Regions from separate parts of the Mus musculus genome. Here region 2 is linked to region 1. The links are chromatin loops, found by intact Hi-C in ENCODE. Cell type or tissue: heart. All regions are shown on one strand. Links, peaks and the distances in the headings refer to the core of each region. The heading gives the core; the rest is flanking DNA.

Region 1 (8,340 bases), core at 304-8,303:
TAAAATTTCAGTCCCCAAGTTAAAGAGTATGGAAATGCATTGCCAGGGGGCAAACATACCCAGATGGGGAATAAATTCATTTCTCTGTGTTCACATTATGGCTCTTGTGCGCACACGGCTTATTTGCAGGTGTTGAAATTCAATTATTTACAATTAGGACCTTGCACCCACTGGGGAAAAAATAAATACAATTTTGCCTTTTAGATTAGTGATTTACCTGTGGTTGTGCATGTTTGTACTGGGAATGCACTTGAGGGACAGAACAATGCCCTTCCTTCTAGTTTACTATAGACTCACTTAGCAGAATGATATTGTTTTGGAAACAAAATACTGATGTTATCAGCTACTAGCTAAGGGAATTCTGTTTACTAACTAAATGTATGTGTAAAGATAAGCAGAAACCCCCGGGCACTCAAAACACATTCAATTCTTTTTCAATCAGTTTTAAAGTTAAAAAACAAAACAAACCAAAAGAAAAAACAAAACAAAACAAAACAAAAAAAAACAAAAAAACAAAAAAAAACAAAAACAAAACCCCACATCCTCCAGAGAGGCAGGGATCGCATCACAAACATGCTCTGTACAATTGTAACAGGGGAATAGTAAACTCGAAATTCAAACCGTACATACACACAGCATCTAAAATAGTTATGGCTTACTTTCTGAATTAACAAATATGCACTTCAAATGTAGAACTAGTAAGAAAGAAAAAGAGCTTAATAGTCTAAGTAGTTACATTTTTTCAAGAAAAAAAAAAGGTGGGGGGTTAGCAACCTAGTTCTCAGAAGGGGTTAAAAAACAGAATGTTCAATGTATTTAAGATCTTTTCTGGGTCTTTAAAAATACTTCCCACTAGTCTTTTTTTTTTTTTTTTTTTTTCACACACAGGCCCAAATGCAAAGAATTGGCAGCTCATCTAGAAGCTTTGCCTCCCCACGCTACACAAATGGGGTTAGAGAGAGACAACTGGATTTTTCCCCATCCCCAAACTGCATCTGATCTTTCTCAGCATCTAGGCCATTAAAGGGGATACCCGCTGAGAAGAGTTTGTCGTCAGTTTCACAAAAAAGAGAGAGCAGAAAAGTAGTGAGGACCCACGTTCACTGGCCTCTTCCACTTCAAGAACTTGTGATCAAGCCAGTTGATCAGTGGTGTCTGAGTGTATTTTTCTGGAACAATGTTATGGAGGAATCTGTTCCAATTCAAGAGAGAGTTGCCAGTGGGGAGCCTCTCGTTTGTCATACCCATTAGCTTTTCTTCAGATAATAACATTGGAAAAGAGGACCAATTAATTTTTCAAAAAATCTCCCCCCCCCCATTAAAAGCATGAAAATAGTTGGGGGGGGGTCCTTAACAGTCTCGAGTTTTTCAGGCATCCTAAGCCTTAGCATTTCAGTTTACATGTTCCATGTGTTCGCAGCTAAAATGAATGTAATTCATAGCATGCGTGCTCTTAGCTGCTTCCTCTTACTTTCTCAAGGCTGTGTTTCTCTTACATAAAATCCACATTACTTGTTAACCATATAACTAAGTCACATAAGGTTTAGTCACTCTGTAATATGTTTAAAAGAATTCCAAAGCAAAATAAAAAAGTACTCAGAGATTTAACAGAGCTGAGCAATTGTGTGGACATATGTGGCCATTAGATTTTTTTTTTTTAAATCCTTCCTAACTGAGTTGGGCCTTGGGCAAGCTGTTAGTGGCTTTGCCACTTAACCTGTGTTTTCATTTTGAAAGAGGACTTGCTGTAAAAAATCCTAAAGTGGAGAACTATGTATACCTGGTGGTGGTTCAGTTAAGGAAGTCCCAGTTTCATAATTATGTTTCTTCATACCCTGCCCTACTGAAATACAAATGAAGCCACCAGTTTCCATTTCAATTTAGGAGTACTCTTAGTGATCCTGGAAGAGGCATGGGGTAGAAAATATGGTTGGTATTTGTTCCCACCCCTTTATAAAGGACCACACATAGGCGCCTCTGTCCTGTGAGAACAGCAAGTCAAATAAGAGACAATAAAGTTAAACTAAAAATCGGAGTCTCTTAAAACTAACAAACAGCCCTCAAAAGCAAAATTGTCTTTCCTTTCTTCCCATTTCCTTTTTCTAAAAACAGAATGGAGTGATGGCAAGGTATTTTCTTAGTATCTGACATCTACTAACACAGAGCTACCTTGCTTTTTGTGTTTGTTTGTTTGTTTATTTTGAGTGGGGAGTGAGGAAAAAAAGACCAAATAATTATTATTATTATTATTATTATTATTACGGAAGGGTAAGTGAAGAAGAAAAAAAAATCAAACTTGCTGAATTAGCTTAGGAGTCAGCGGGATCTGCAAATAAAGTGTTCTTGGGACATTTTTTTTTATTTTGTCATGTTCCGAAGTCCCTCAACTACCGAAGGCATGGAATGCGGCTCGGAACTTGACAATTCTGCCTCCTTCATACACTTTTTTAAAGCTGTAAAAAAGTGCCGAGGGCCGCTTTCGGATTAGTTGGCAGTATTTTCGGCGTGGCTGCGTGTTTTTGTGCATTCATACAAATACCTCTAACAGACACACTCGCACAACATCTATCTACACACAGCCATATCTCAGCACGGGCGATCACACTTTCGATAACAACGCTTCTTTAAATTTTACTCCTCCGCCATAGAGTTGTTTGTCAAAATGAGAAAAGAAACAACATTTTAGAAGAAAGCGCTGTGGTGATTCGGTTCCCATTGTTTCCCCCTGCGAGAGGGAGGGAAAAAAAAAAAAACAAGAAAGGCAAAGAAAAGCCTCCATCTCACCTGGCCTGCGCTTCATCCAAACTCTGGTCTGTGATGGTCATAATTTGCTGTAAAATGTCCCCGATGTCCTGCTTCCTCCCGCCCTCCCCCTCGGTCCCTCCGGCCCCATCCTGCAAGTGCTGGGACAGGCCGGGGTGTCCGGCCATCCCGACCCCAGCGTGGGAATGCATCAGCCTCGGCTGCTCGTCCATCTCTGAAGGCTCCGGCAGCCCCGGCTCTTCCTCTTCGGCTCCTCGGATCGGCGCCTGGGAAGCACCGAGGCTTTTTATCCTTCAAGCTGTCTTCAAATCCTTTTCAGGATAAACAGGGACCAGGGTTTTAAAAAAAGAAGAAGAAGACCAAAAGGGGAAAAAAAAAATCTCTTTGCCTCTTTAGAGGATGGTGGGAGGATGGGGAGGGGGAGGGGGGCGTGAAGGGGTTGCGGGGTGAGGGTGGGGATAAGGGCTGGTGGGGAAGGGTGTTGACTCCAAAAAAGCAAGAAAAATAAACCACCTTCCCACTTGGCGAAAAGAAATCAGAGCCGCCTTTGGGTTTTTCAGTCCGATCTCCTTTGCAAGGCAGAAATGGGCTCCCGGCGCTTAAATCTGTGGCTTAATCCTTTTGCAAATATGCATTGATCGGGAGAAAGGAGAGGAAGGCAGGGGGATTGCAATGCAAACTTTCCCCCCCACCCCCCGCTGCCCCCCACCCCCACTCCGGGCCAGAGTGATCTCAAAGGGGGTGGGCTGTAGCAGAAGCCAGATCACCCCCAGCCGTGGCGGCAGGCAAAGCCCAAGCTCTTTCCTCCTCCGTGTCTCTGCAAACTCCAGCAGCCCCGTCAGCCTCCTGCTTTTGTTTAGCCCAGGCTCAGGACTCCAGAAACATATACAGAAAAACCACAGCCTGAGAGGAGGAGGAGGAGGAGGAGGAGAAGGAGGAGGAGGAGGTGGAGGAGGAGAAGGAGGAGGAGGAGGAGAAGGAGGAGGAGGAGGAGAAGGAGGAGAGGGGAGGGGGCCGAGGGAAGGGGGGAGGGAGCGGAGAGGCCAGGAGGCGGGGGTCAGAGGAGGGAGGAGGGCTCTTGAGCCCCGCCCCCTTCTATGATTGGCTAGTCCTGAAAGTGGGCTCCTCCTCCCCCTACTTTCCACCCAGCGTCTCCTCCTCGGCCTCCTTCAGCTCCTCCTAGCCCGGGAGTCTTGTCAATCAGAGTTCAGAGGTGGGCCGGGAAGGAGGCGGAGCTATGACCCAGTCTCCAGTTCTTAAAGGCGCAGAGAGACCTTAGCTTCAGCTCTTGTCTGCTTCTCTTAGGCTCCGTCCTTGAGGGAAACGTGGCTCCACTTAAACGCAAGACTGTAAAATTAACACGAAAGCACACAGACGGTGTGGATCCCTCCGCCCCACCCCTCGTTCGTCTACGCGGTGACGCTGCGGTAGTAAACTTGATTCTCTGAAATCCTTAGACCTCAGGGAAACTGTTGAAAGCAAAACTTTGTTATATGACGTAGTTAGTAAATAAAATCGGGCTGCTAAGATAATGAATAATAGATCAAAGTCTAGGTAGTGGATAATTTGCAAATCCTCAACTCTATGCCAGCAAAGAGAATATAAATTGTCATTTTTGTGGCATAAACAGTAGCTGAAGTGTGGACTTTGAGGAATAAAACTCGAGAAAAATACTAATAAATAAGTTTACCAAAAAAACCGAATTCAACATTTCTCTTCCCCCTGAGGGAAGTTGGTTATTTGGCTTAAACACTTAATAAGGGATTGCATTATCACAGTCTGGTTCTAGTTTTTAATATAGTCTAATAAGCATTAATAACAGGGAGAAGAAGGAAACTGACATTTATTGAATGCCTACTATGCACAAAGTAATTTACTTGAGTTATTGTATTTAATCCCCAAGACATCTCTGTGAATTATGGATTATTATTCTCATTTCACAGAGAGGAAACTCAAAAAGGTTAAAGAATTTGTTCAAAGTCCATAGTTATAAAGTATCAAAGCTAGAATTCATACCCAAGTTTGGGTGGATTCTTAGCAGGCCTCACACTTAACAGCTCCATGTGAATGTGGTAAAAGTTACTTGCATGTCTGTTGCTTGTCTAGCTTGCAAACAGACTTAAGACTTAGAAGAACAGATCTTAAAACAAGAAGGCTGGGATTAGAAGTAAAAGGAAGTAAATGAATTAAGAGAAGCCAATAAGGAGTTAGAGCCGGGGTAAATCCACACATTTACCTTTATTTTCCTTTATTCCAACCAACAGTAGAACCTGATTGGGCACTTGGTCTGAATACCCATAAGATAAAATAACACTCTCGTCATTTAGAAAAATTCTGGACTTCTTGGGACTATTCTTCTGTGTAGCCATCAACCCTTTTCTGGCGTAGATATAGTGCCAAAGGAGCCACTGCCAGCCTCAGTGGCACCAATCAGCAGAATGGGAAGCAGCCACCTAGCCAAGCACTTGGAGATCCTCAAATAGAATTTTATCTTTTTCATCAATCATTATGCAAACATTTGGCAAGATAAGGGGCCCTGAGGGAAGCACTTCAAAGCAGCTCTTAGCATGCTCATTGGCACCACTGGTAAAAGGGCATGCAATAATGCGTATTAACTGTACTGACAAATCCATATTACTTAATAAAAATGGCTTTATTCACACACATATCTCAACTTGTAAACTCTTGGTTTAATCAACACTTATCAGAAGTTGAGTAAAACTATGTACTTAAGTCACATGTCAATCTCGGCCCATGTGGGCCAAGACATAAATCCCTTGTCTCTTACAACATGAGGTAGGAGCAGAGCCTATAAAGAAATCAGTTTTGAAGCAATTGGTTCTGAGTCGTGAATCTCATAAAGTGTTGCCAGGTCAAGTATTAAGAGAGGTATCAGTAATACCATAAGATCATTATCATTGAGGCTCAATTTTGCTATGGGAATTAAGGATGTGTACAATATTAATAGAACAAATAACTAATATTTATTGCTTACCATGGTATTTTTCCTGTTCAAGGTACTTAGGTCACTACAACTCATTGGTCTCAATTCTTATGCTTTAAACTGTGACTCTATACTGTTGCCCAAATAAATTACAATATAAATAATCGGTACACTAGAAAAAGCACACACTGCAGAAGAGATGAAAGAAAGTGAAGATCCACTTAGAGTAAGCGCAAGTGGGCTTTGAGGCAGTTTGAAGGACAGATTGGTTCTGGAAGGCGGGCGGGGTTCACAGAGGCTTCAGGGTGTGGACACAGTGGAACTAACTTTAAGGAGGTGTGACTGCCCAGGCAGCGTTGTGCTTTCTCCCATGGAAAACTGAGGTCACATGAGTGACTGCTTCAAGCATGGGAGCAGGAGGCATGGCTAGTTATACAGTTGTCCAAAACTAGCAGGTCAATGACTCAGGCTGCACAAATCGTCTGAGAAGGGGAGACCAGGTTAAATCCCATCAGCCAAAAGGCAATAGAAACCGGAAGGCAAGGACAAGGTTGAGATGGTATCAGGATGGTACCACTGTGAGAGCCGACTTGGTGTGAGGGAGAAAGATAAAGGAAATGGCTTCCAGTGTGGAATAGTGCAGCATTGATACAGTCATAATTATAGCTGTGGATACAATGTATCCGGGGCTGATACATTAGCACTTCATTTGACTCGTTTAACACCCAATTTAAACACCTTCCTAGTCTATGGTAAAGAAGCAAACTTCCTTAAATTCCTAGACAAGTACAGACTAGCATCACTCAGTGACTGGCTAGGATTTAGTCCATCCTTCTGTGGATGTTTTGTTGTATGGACATGGATTGTACTGAACGTACGAAACTGTTCTGTCACTAGATTGTACGATTTTGTGTGAACATCTCTATATCCTGCCTTCTGACCTTATTTTTTAATGCAAATAAAGGAAGTCAAAGGGAGAAAACACCTTAGGTGAAATAAAATGTCTAGGCTTACATTAGGGAAGTTATAAAAGTAGGTTCTGAGGAAAAAAAAATCCTACGTGCAATTTCTCAACTTTATGAAGCATAACAGAAGATGGATACTAGTTTTTATTCCTTTCTTATCTGGACAATATTTTCCTTATAATCTCGCTGTTCTATAAATGTGTGCTGGAAGAATTCATAACTCTGGTGACCATGCTGAACATCAGAGGAGCTGAGGCCTGCTGAGTCCTGCTTTCCGGATGTGAGTCACTATCAAAATTTTACCAAGTAACAAAGCAGCTTTCTCTTCGTCTAACCTAATTCTAATGCGCCACAGAGTCATCCCACCATGCTGACCTCTGTGGCAAGACTAGGTGACACTACGGGTTCTCTTTCAAACTTCTTCAAACATAGTAGGACACAGTTCTCTTCACTGAAGGGAAAAGAACATGGTGTGGGGCATGAGTGAAAGGACCCCACTCCATTTCCTGGTAAACGAGGACTTGGATCTGTTGGCATGTTCAGAGACAGATTCACAACCACACACATGGTTCTATTTTCTAAGAAATACCTTTTTAAATTTTTTATTCAGGATTAGTTCCCAGACTGTCAATGGCTCATTAGAAGTAGCTACTGAATGATAGTCAATATACTATCAATGTTAGGACTAAACGGCCAACAGTTCAGACCCTGGAATGCCAATCAAAGGTGTAGGGAAGCATTGATGCTTTACATCATCATGGTCATTGTCATATTCTTTAAGGCATTGGGAACATAGTAATGAAGAGACAGACTGGATTCTTTCACTTGCACTCTAATGTGTGAATAAGGAAGCACACAAGCCCAGAGATGCATACATTTTGTGGATAAGACGAATCAGTCTAATGATCAAGGAAGTAGAGCCACCTTCAGAGCTCAGCTTTGAATAGGAAGAGAGTTGGATGCAAAGACTGTAAGGTGGTGAACGGCTTTGAGAGAACAGCATCAGGAAACAGCAGGATAGATACATGTATGCACTCATAGAGGCTATGACAGTATGAAGAAGGCCAGTACAAGCCCAAAGCAGATAGAGTTCCTCCCAGAAAAAAGGCTGGTAGGTGGGCACAAAGTCCCACCCTTAGACAAGAAGTTTTTTGAAAATAATATCTGCTGGGAGGGGGAAATCAGTTTTATTCATGGAGTAACACTGGGTGTATCAACAATATGCCAGTGCAGGACCCGTGCTCAGAAATTGCCCAGCACAAATTGGCCTGTATGTTTTTAGTGTCTTTTCTGTTGTTGTTAAGAGAGAGAAAGAACATGAAGCTGGTTGGATAGCAGAGGAGAAGAGCTAGGAAAAAGTTGGAGATGGCAACAGAATATGATTAAAACGATACCATATGACATTCTCAAAGAATTAAAAACAAATTTTTAAATAAATAGTCTTTTTCCAAGCTGTCCATAGATTTGGTTTTGAACAATGAGATGATGCAGAGACAAGTATGCAGAGATGATGCAGAGATGCTGGGGATGGGAGATGTGGAACCAGGAGAGAGCTACTGCTAAGAACCTCTTCTGGGATGAGCTGAAGGAAGGAGAGTGAAAAGGAAGCAGGAATGTGGCTTTTGAGATGAGACAGCATACGGAATTCAGTGCTGAGCCACGTGATAG
Region 2 (8,340 bases), core at 293-8,292, 340 kb before region 1:
CATAGATTCTCAGGTAGACTGATGCAGACCCCCTGACATGTCTGGGAGGGGGCAAAGGGCAGCGAATAAGGCTCCAGGCTCAATTAAAGGAGCTACTCCAGGAGGGGAACGGCGCTGCTGTGATGGGCACTGGAGACAAAAGGCTGTCAGTCATCAAAGGTCTGTGGGCAAATGGACAATGTGCTCTGAATGTTGCACCCAAGCCTCGCAACAATGCTTTCTGTGACTGGAGGGTCAGAGAATCCTGTTTTCCACATTTAGATCCCGGGGACGAGAGGTTTCAGGAGGTGACAAGTTAGAGTTTAGATGCCTGATTTCTGCCTTGTACACATTCCCAGGCATACACAAGCAATTCACACACACACACACACACACATACACACACACTTGTTTGCATATATATATATATATATATATATATATATATATATACAAAACCATATTTAAGCATGCACAAACATGAATAAGGGCACAGATACAGACATGTTAACATACATAATACATATGTGGACATGCAACAAATATAGGCAGGCATATCCAAGCACCTTCACACACTCTAAGCACACGCCCTCACCCAACCAGATTCCTACCTCCTGTATGTTCACTCTACCTCCTTCCCTCAGCTCTTTTACCTTTTAATGAGCGATTTAGGATGACTTCATTGTTACCCAAGACTAAAATCAGTTGATGTTTGTCATGCTTGGCAGCTTCATCGGGGCATCAAGGACCAGATGAATAGGAGTTCAAGGGTAAAGGACACATTTTGGGGGGTGTATAGCTGTCCTTCAGAGACACGGGAAGACAGGAGGTCCTTACAACAAAGGATATGTCTCCCTTTTAGTCCATTCCTGATGCCAGCAGTGATCCAGAAACCGAGTCTTAACGCCTCATTTGTCCAGGAGTACATCTCCCCTTGAATTGCTAAATGATGCCCAGTGACACAGAGAGACCTTCACAGCAAAGGTTTCGCATCGCTTTACCTGTTAAAAGCCTCTTAGTTCATTTTAATTAAAAAAATTGTGAGCACTGTTCACCTCCTAGAGCCTCCTGGGATTTAAGAGAGAGGCTTTCCCGCCTCGACAACAGATGGGGAGGGAGGGCCAGAGTGGGGGCGAAATGAAGGGTGATGCCCAGATTTAGTTAACATAGCAGAAGGTGTTCAGTAACTGGGGTAGCGTTATTATGAGCAGGGCAGTGGTCTTCAGTACCTTTCCTCTCTGACTGAGTGGCTCTGACCTTCCAGACAGATCCTCTGGGCCACACACTCCCCTGCCTCCTCAAATGTATGGTGCTTTCTTTCCTCTCAGTTCTCACCAGCCTTCTCGCTCTGCCCTACTGTGGTTCTCACCATTGCTGCTGTGACTAATAAGACTTGACATTTATGTGAAAGATTGCTCACGTTCTTCCAAAGCCCTTTCCCAGGTATCACCTCTTTTCTGTACACAACCTTCTTAGCCCACAAGGTACACACCCACAGAATTGCCTTTCCTCTGGTAGTAAACTTGGAAGACCTTGGCATGACTGCTTTATTTGTGCTTTTTCTAGACACGCAGTCTGCCTTCCTTATTGATGCATATTTTAAAGTCTGCATTACTTACCGGCAGAGGCTAATGCATAATGCTATACTCAAAACAGCAAGCACAGGGAAACCTGGAAGGTTGTGATCTGGCTACTAAGGTGTGAGGTTTCTGGTCCTAGGTCCCTATACTCTGAGCTTTCTGATGGGGGGATAAGGTAGTTAGGTGCCTGTCCCTGGAGGGGTGCAAATGACAAGATGCTGCATCCAGTGTGGCCAGGAGAACTGATAGAGTTGTATGTTAGAGTAAATCTCTATACTTCCTGTCAGCTGTGAGACTTTCACTATATGAAAGGGTTGTGGTCTGTATGTGTGTTTGTGTGTATGGTGTGTGCATGGAGTATGTGCTGTGTGTATGATGTGTGTTTGTGTATGGGGTGTGTGTGTGTGTGGTGCTTGTGTGGTGTGTGTATAGTGTGTTTTGTATATGGGGCATGTATATGTATGATGTGTGTGGTAGGTGTGTGTGTGTATGATGTGTGTATGTGTGGTATGTGTGTGGTATGTGAGTGTCACACATGCATGAGAGCAGGCACGAACATGCCACAGCCTATGAATAGAGGTCATAGGAAACCTGAGACATCAGTCTTCACCATCAGTCTTCACCTTTCACTTTGAGACAGTCCTCTTATATTGTTCTCCAACGTGCAGTCCAGACTAGCTGGCTTGTGAGCTTTCCGGAATTCAACTAAACTGGAGTTACAAACACACTCTTCCACATCTGGCTTTATGTGGTTCTGGGAATCCGGACTTGGGTTCTCATACTCGTGTGGCTATCACTTCATCCCTGAGCCACCTCTCTAGTCTGAAACCTTGCCTTTTAAGGAAAACATTTGATGTAGTCACCTTTGCCCTTAAAGAAAGGAAGCTTTGGACCTTCATTCAGTTTTTCTTCCCTTGATAATATATAGCACCAGCCAAATTTTAAAGCAAACGCCCTGTTTGGAGCGTCGAGGCAAAGCCCTTCCAATACAGCAGAATGCCTCCCTCAGAAGCTCCAGAGTCAGCAAAGGCAAGGCAGGAGTCTTAGCTTCCCCTCCCGCCCTGGGCGGATGAGTTCGCCCTCCTCCTTCCTTCTTTCTAAACCTCCTGTGGCACTTTTAAAACCTAGGCCTCAGCACCCCCCTGGGCTCTTCCTCAAGCATCATTTGGTCTCAGAGAATGCAGACCGTTCTAATGTTAGCCTGAGGAAGCATTTCCCAAAGTGTGATTAGAGGAACACTTGCCTTAATAGGTACTTCTGGTAAAGAGGTCCTTGTGTTCAAATATTGCTGCGTGCATTCTTCCCCTTTGGAAAATTCCAGTGCATAGTAAAATTTCAGCAGAGTAAACGTTTTGAACAGTCTTGCACAAAGAGATGTGTTTCATGGTTTCAAAACCCAGAGTTTCCCAAATATATGTGATCATACCAGATTTTTTAAAACAGTGGTTTGTGTGTATATGTGCCTAAACATACATACATACGTGTGTGTGTGTGTGTGTGTGTGTGTGTGTGTGTGTGCATACTTGCTTGTGTGAGGGAGTTAATGGACATGCCTTTGGAGACTAGGGTCAACCCTATATAATGTTCCTCAGGAGACACCCACCTTGTTTCTTGAAATAGGGCTTCTCACTGAGACCTAGAGTTCCCCACATTATGATCAACAAGCACACACGACACTACAGGTGGCTCTTTATATCAGTGCTAAGAATCAAACTCAGTACCTGGTTCTTATGAGGTAAGCATTTTACCCTTTAAGATATCTCCCTAGTGCCTAGGACATTAATTTTTATTGGAGGGGCTGACCTATAGCTAGTAAGTTAGTACTTAAAATATCTGCGAAGCCGTGCTTAGGGGAAAGGCTCCTGCCATCATTCATAGTTAGGAGGACATGGTTTTATTTTCTATTGTTTGGATTGACTGGTACCCACCTGCATCTGCAGGCATCGTGACATCAATAATAGAGAACTGGCAATACCACCAGGACCTTTCATCAAAAGCAGGGCCCTGGCACATCCCTCTGGAACAGTCTTTGATGAGTGCTACTGACTTATCTTGGAGTCACTATGAATGACATTCAGGGCAGGATGACCTTGCCATTCGGGGCTGTGCCCGGGTCTCTGCAGGACTCTCCAGCAGCAGGTGTATTTCATCTCCTAGCTCCAAGGTATTTGTCCTGCAGCACCTGGTGTGGAGCGATAATTCCTGCCACGGGGATGCTCCTGGTGAGCCACTTGGCAGGAGCCTGGGGCTCAGAGGCTCTCTTCACAAATCTCTAAATCAACTGGCCATGCAGATGCTGGAGCAGCAGCAGCTGTTTCTGAGGCAGAGGCCATTCATCTTCTGCCTTTTAATCTCTTGTTTGTGGGGATCCTGGAAGAGTGCAGGTCTCTGCCACCACACATTGTATGCCTGGGTGCTCACCAAGATTCATCCAGACTATATAATTGCTAGATGCTCTCAGGAAGCCAACACGTGGGTGGCAAGGATCTTTCTTTCATGAAAGGGCTTAGAGGCATGAGGATTCTATTTTAAAGAGCTTAGGAAATGCTGGGGTCCTGATCGATGCTTTCCATGGCCTGAACTCAGTACAAACAAGGGACTTATTGTACTTAGTCTAAGTCCTATACTAAGAGTGGAGGAAGATTTGGGGGCTAAAGTAGAGGACACTGAATCAGGGATTCTGGAAAGGTAATGCTATTGATACATAGAGAAGGCTTTAACTAGAGGCTCTTGTTCACCCCGAGAATCTCTAGCCTCCTGAGAACTGCTAGGTAACTGTGATGTGAATAGAAAGGGAGCCGCACCTATGTGGTAAGTGGATCAGCGAAGAGAACGCAGTATCTGTTTATATTATGGAGGATGCTCTGACAGTATAAACGAAAGGCATTTTCAGTCTGTGGAAATGGGCTTGGAAGACTGAGGGTTTTAGAAAGGGGATGAAGCACAGACACAATGCAGATGGGAAACACAGGGGTGCATTACTGGCTGTGGATGTCGGGGTAGCTAGTCAGGTCTGGACTCATCTGTCCGTGGTCCTCTGCTACTACCCACTTGGAGTCATCCCCTCCCTCTGATCCTTTGGTCCTGATCTATATACCAGCCCTGGTTCCCAGGAGTCTTTCTAGACCTCAGTGCCTGGAGATAGTACTAATCCATGGGAAAGCTCCTGTCTGGCCTCTGTCACAGTCCCTCTGACTTCTGTCACCTTTGGCATCTCTTTCCTCAAGATGACCTGTGAACTGCTTTCCCCTAGAGCCATGGGGTTTGAGGTCAAGGTCCTTACAGACTCCACACAACCTGTTTGCACCATTTAAGCATCGTTTTGGAACTCTGTGTCTTCCTTTTGGAACTTAGACATTGCAACTCAGAGAAAGGCCTTATTTGAAAAAACTTGAGTGGCAAATGTGTGTACATTTAAATAAATAAGAAAGAAGTACTCTGGTCCCTGGGAGTGCCCTTAAATCCTGGCAATGACTATAGTTATCTGTAAAAAGCCGCACTGAGAGCAACACTGCTGGATATAGCACACTCCACATAGACTGCTGACACTGCCTTCCTTGCTTCATATCAAGTACATCAGTCCCGCCATCAGAGGTCCTCAGCACTTCATGAACTGAACACAAGGGAAGTTAGCCTCCAGCAGGCAGGTCCTACTGTTTCAAGTGGTAAGCAATAGGATGTTCTTGGAGATGTGTTCTGTCAACACACACACACACACACACACACACACACACACACCTTACTACATATTCCATAATTCCATACATATATACACATATATCAAAACACAATACATACACATACCACATAAACCACACACAACACAACATTCAATACACACTGTCACACATACTGCATACACACATACACACACTAAACATACATACCATACCACACACACCACACCATACACATACTACATACACACACAAACATATATATTACACATGCTCACATACATACATATATACATCACATACATATATACACACCATTCACATATGTATACCACCCATATATGTAAGAAAACATGCATACAACACACACACCACACATACACCACTCACCACACACACACATGCACACACACCACATATATACATACCGTTCATACTACATACACTATACACACACATCTACCATACCACACACACTGGTGGGTGTGGCTATTGGCTTCTTTCTGGCCCCACTTCATTTGACTATTGCTGGCTTGGATTTCGATGCAGAGCGGTTCAGTCTAGATGCACAGCTATTATCTCTGTGAACTGGATAATCTTAACTTTGAGCTTTAGTCACTGATTACATGGGAAACTACTTCCCTGGTGACTTCAAACTCCCATTCTAATTGCAAGAACACAGAGCGACCGATCTGGGGATGAGGCGAAGCCTGCAGTTGCATTCATTGTGCCTGCAGTTGAACACATCATGTCTGCAGCTGCACACATTGTGTCTGCAGGTGTTCTTTATTATCCCATTGCCTCGATTCCCCTTGTTCTCTTTCCTGCTAGCTCACTTTACACCACCACCTTTATTCTCAGGCCCAACTGGGTAAACTGAAGCCCTTTTTCACCCTCCAGTGACTCATTTGGGAGGACTACACCTCTCATGAACTTCACTAGATTAAAAACTTAAATCTGTCTCTTGTTCATAGGTGGCTTATTCATTATTTTGAACCTGACCAGTAGGGGGAAAAAGTCCTTAAAGACGTAACTGTGTTTATAAATCTAACAAATTCTCTTGGGCGACTCATTGGAAAGAATCCTTTGACTGGGTAACTATAAATTAACCCAAAACACTGTGATTAAATTCCTTAAGAAACGCTTCTGGGTGTAAATATTAGGGGAAAAGCAGTTGCAAGATGTCTCCAGTTTTGCAGACCTGCATGTAGCTGCCTGTCCTAAAGGATGCCCTCTGAGCAGGGGAAAAGCTGGGCAAAGCTCAGCCCAGCCTCCAGGGTGTCCCTGCAGCCACGGGGTGACTTACTCTCCAGGTGGAGCAGCAGGGATGATTTGATGGAAGGGACTTTTCATTGCAACTGTTCTCCCAGCAAAGCTCCTCTCTGGGGACCTCAGACTGGCACCTTTCACCATTGTTAAATTCACTTAAGATAAAAGCGACACCAGGCAAACGACAAGGGAAGAGCCATTAAGGGCTGAGTGTAAGCCTTGACTGACAGGCAGGCTCTCCAAAATGCTCAGCTGCCAGCCTGGCTCCAGCTGAATCACTAACGTGAATGCTGTCCCTAGCCAGTGCTTGACAAACAGGCAGGGCCCAGGCCAAGCCTACAGGACCTCCGTCCATTATTCCCACAGCCTTAGCCTCTGAGAACAGCCACCCACACTCCATCAGCTACATCATCTGCAACCACCTGGAAAGAGGGGACTCCTGCCTGCAAAATGAGACCCTATCTTCTGCCTGCTTTCAGGTCAGTGCCTGCGGGTAGCAAGCCATGGATTATGGAGCTCCAATTCCCTCACTGTGTAGCTGAGAGTGTGAAGATTGGACTCAAGTCATAGAGAATGCATAGACTGTCAGGTCTCTCTCTTAGTCTGTTCTCTCCTGTGAGTACAGAATTGTGTTGATTGTCATGTCTTTTCTTGAGCCTGGGCACGAGGCCATCCATTTGTTGAGATATGCCAGCATACAACCCGGTTAATGTAGAAGCTCTGGAGCATGGAGGTAACAGCAGGTACCTAACCTGCTAAACATTTTCTTTTGGAAAATCATCATTATCATCCTCTTCCTCTTCGTCATTGTCATCATCATCCACAAGGTTTAACTATGCAGCCCAGGATAACCTGGAACCTGTAATGTTCATACCTCCATCTTCAGAGTCCTGGGACTACAGACACATCAACATGCCTTACAATTGTGAGAAGATTTATTAAGGTAACTGTTACCATTGGAAGTTTCTGGAAAAATATTCAAATAGAAGCCCACACACAAAAAAAAATTGCTATCACACAGTAAGTCCACGGTTGAAATTTACAGTTTCTCCAAAGTGCAGTGACTTCTAATGTTTATTGGTTCCTTCTCCAGCTTTGCCACATCTTATCTGTGTGACCTGGAGAAAGTCGCTTAACCTTTCTGCAATTTCATGTCTGCATCTTTAAAATCAAGTACAGGACCTCCTTCCTGGAGTTACTGTGAACATTAAATGAGTTTGAAATATAAAACTCAGGCTGGAGGATAGCTCACTCTCTAAATTGTTTGCTGTATAAGCAAGAAGAACCCCAGGGCCTCATGCAGGGGAAAAAATAAGATGGGCATGGTGACAATCATATGCTTGTAAACTCCAAACTGGAGACATGTCCCTAGGGCTTGCTCACCATTTAACATAGCCTACTTAATTGAAGAATTTCAGTGAGTATCTCAAATAATAAGGTGTATGTTGGTTGACATCTGTGAACAACACCAAAGGTTGACTGCTGACCTCCACTGGCTTAAGCACACGCCCATGCCCACAGAAACATGCATGTCATGCGTGCGCGTGCGCGTGCGCGCGCACACACACACACACACACACACACACACCATGAAGCCAAGCACACCATAAATAATATATATTTAAGTCTTGTTGTACACCATTTTCCACCCTGTCTTCGGCCTTAATTGCAGTTCCAATCTAACGCTGCTTCCTCTCTCCGTGGTATTTTGAGCCTAGAGATGAACCTACACTGCTTGGCAGTGCTTTTGGCTGCCACTTCAGCATCAGGGGCCCATTGTAGCTGATGGTCATATCATACATCCTTGCTCTTGATTGCAAAGAATTCTGAAATAT

What was found. Hi-C counts contacts between places; a loop is a spot of excess contacts. Peaks named below come from ENCODE experiments on the same cell type or tissue, not always from the same donor. Only the 100,000 strongest peaks of a DNase experiment are listed, where the experiment ranks them.
Region 2: a loop joins it to region 1, with 1.9 times the contacts of the local background. A loop is called at or near these places in 5 of 42 quality-filtered maps.

What each region holds. Positions count from the first base shown.
Region 1 is chr1:168,428,530-168,436,869 of GRCm38, forward strand. It overlaps Pbx1 (pre B cell leukemia homeobox 1), which reads right to left and starts at 3,640. Exons shown (of 9, transcript NM_183355.3): 1 at 2,785-3,640. The coding sequence starts at 2,975. In heart, for the core only: no CTCF peak of the experiment used is centred there; DNase peaks (open chromatin) are centred at 2,952 and 3,962; H3K4me3 peaks cover 4,224 bases; H3K27ac peaks cover 4,114 bases.
Region 2 is chr1:168,088,100-168,096,439 of GRCm38, forward strand. No RefSeq gene overlaps it. Among named protein-coding and RNA genes, the nearest start is that of Gm51671, 250 kb to the right of the region's middle. In heart, for the core only: a CTCF peak has its summit at 5,152; no DNase peak of the experiment used is centred there; H3K27me3 peaks cover 354 bases.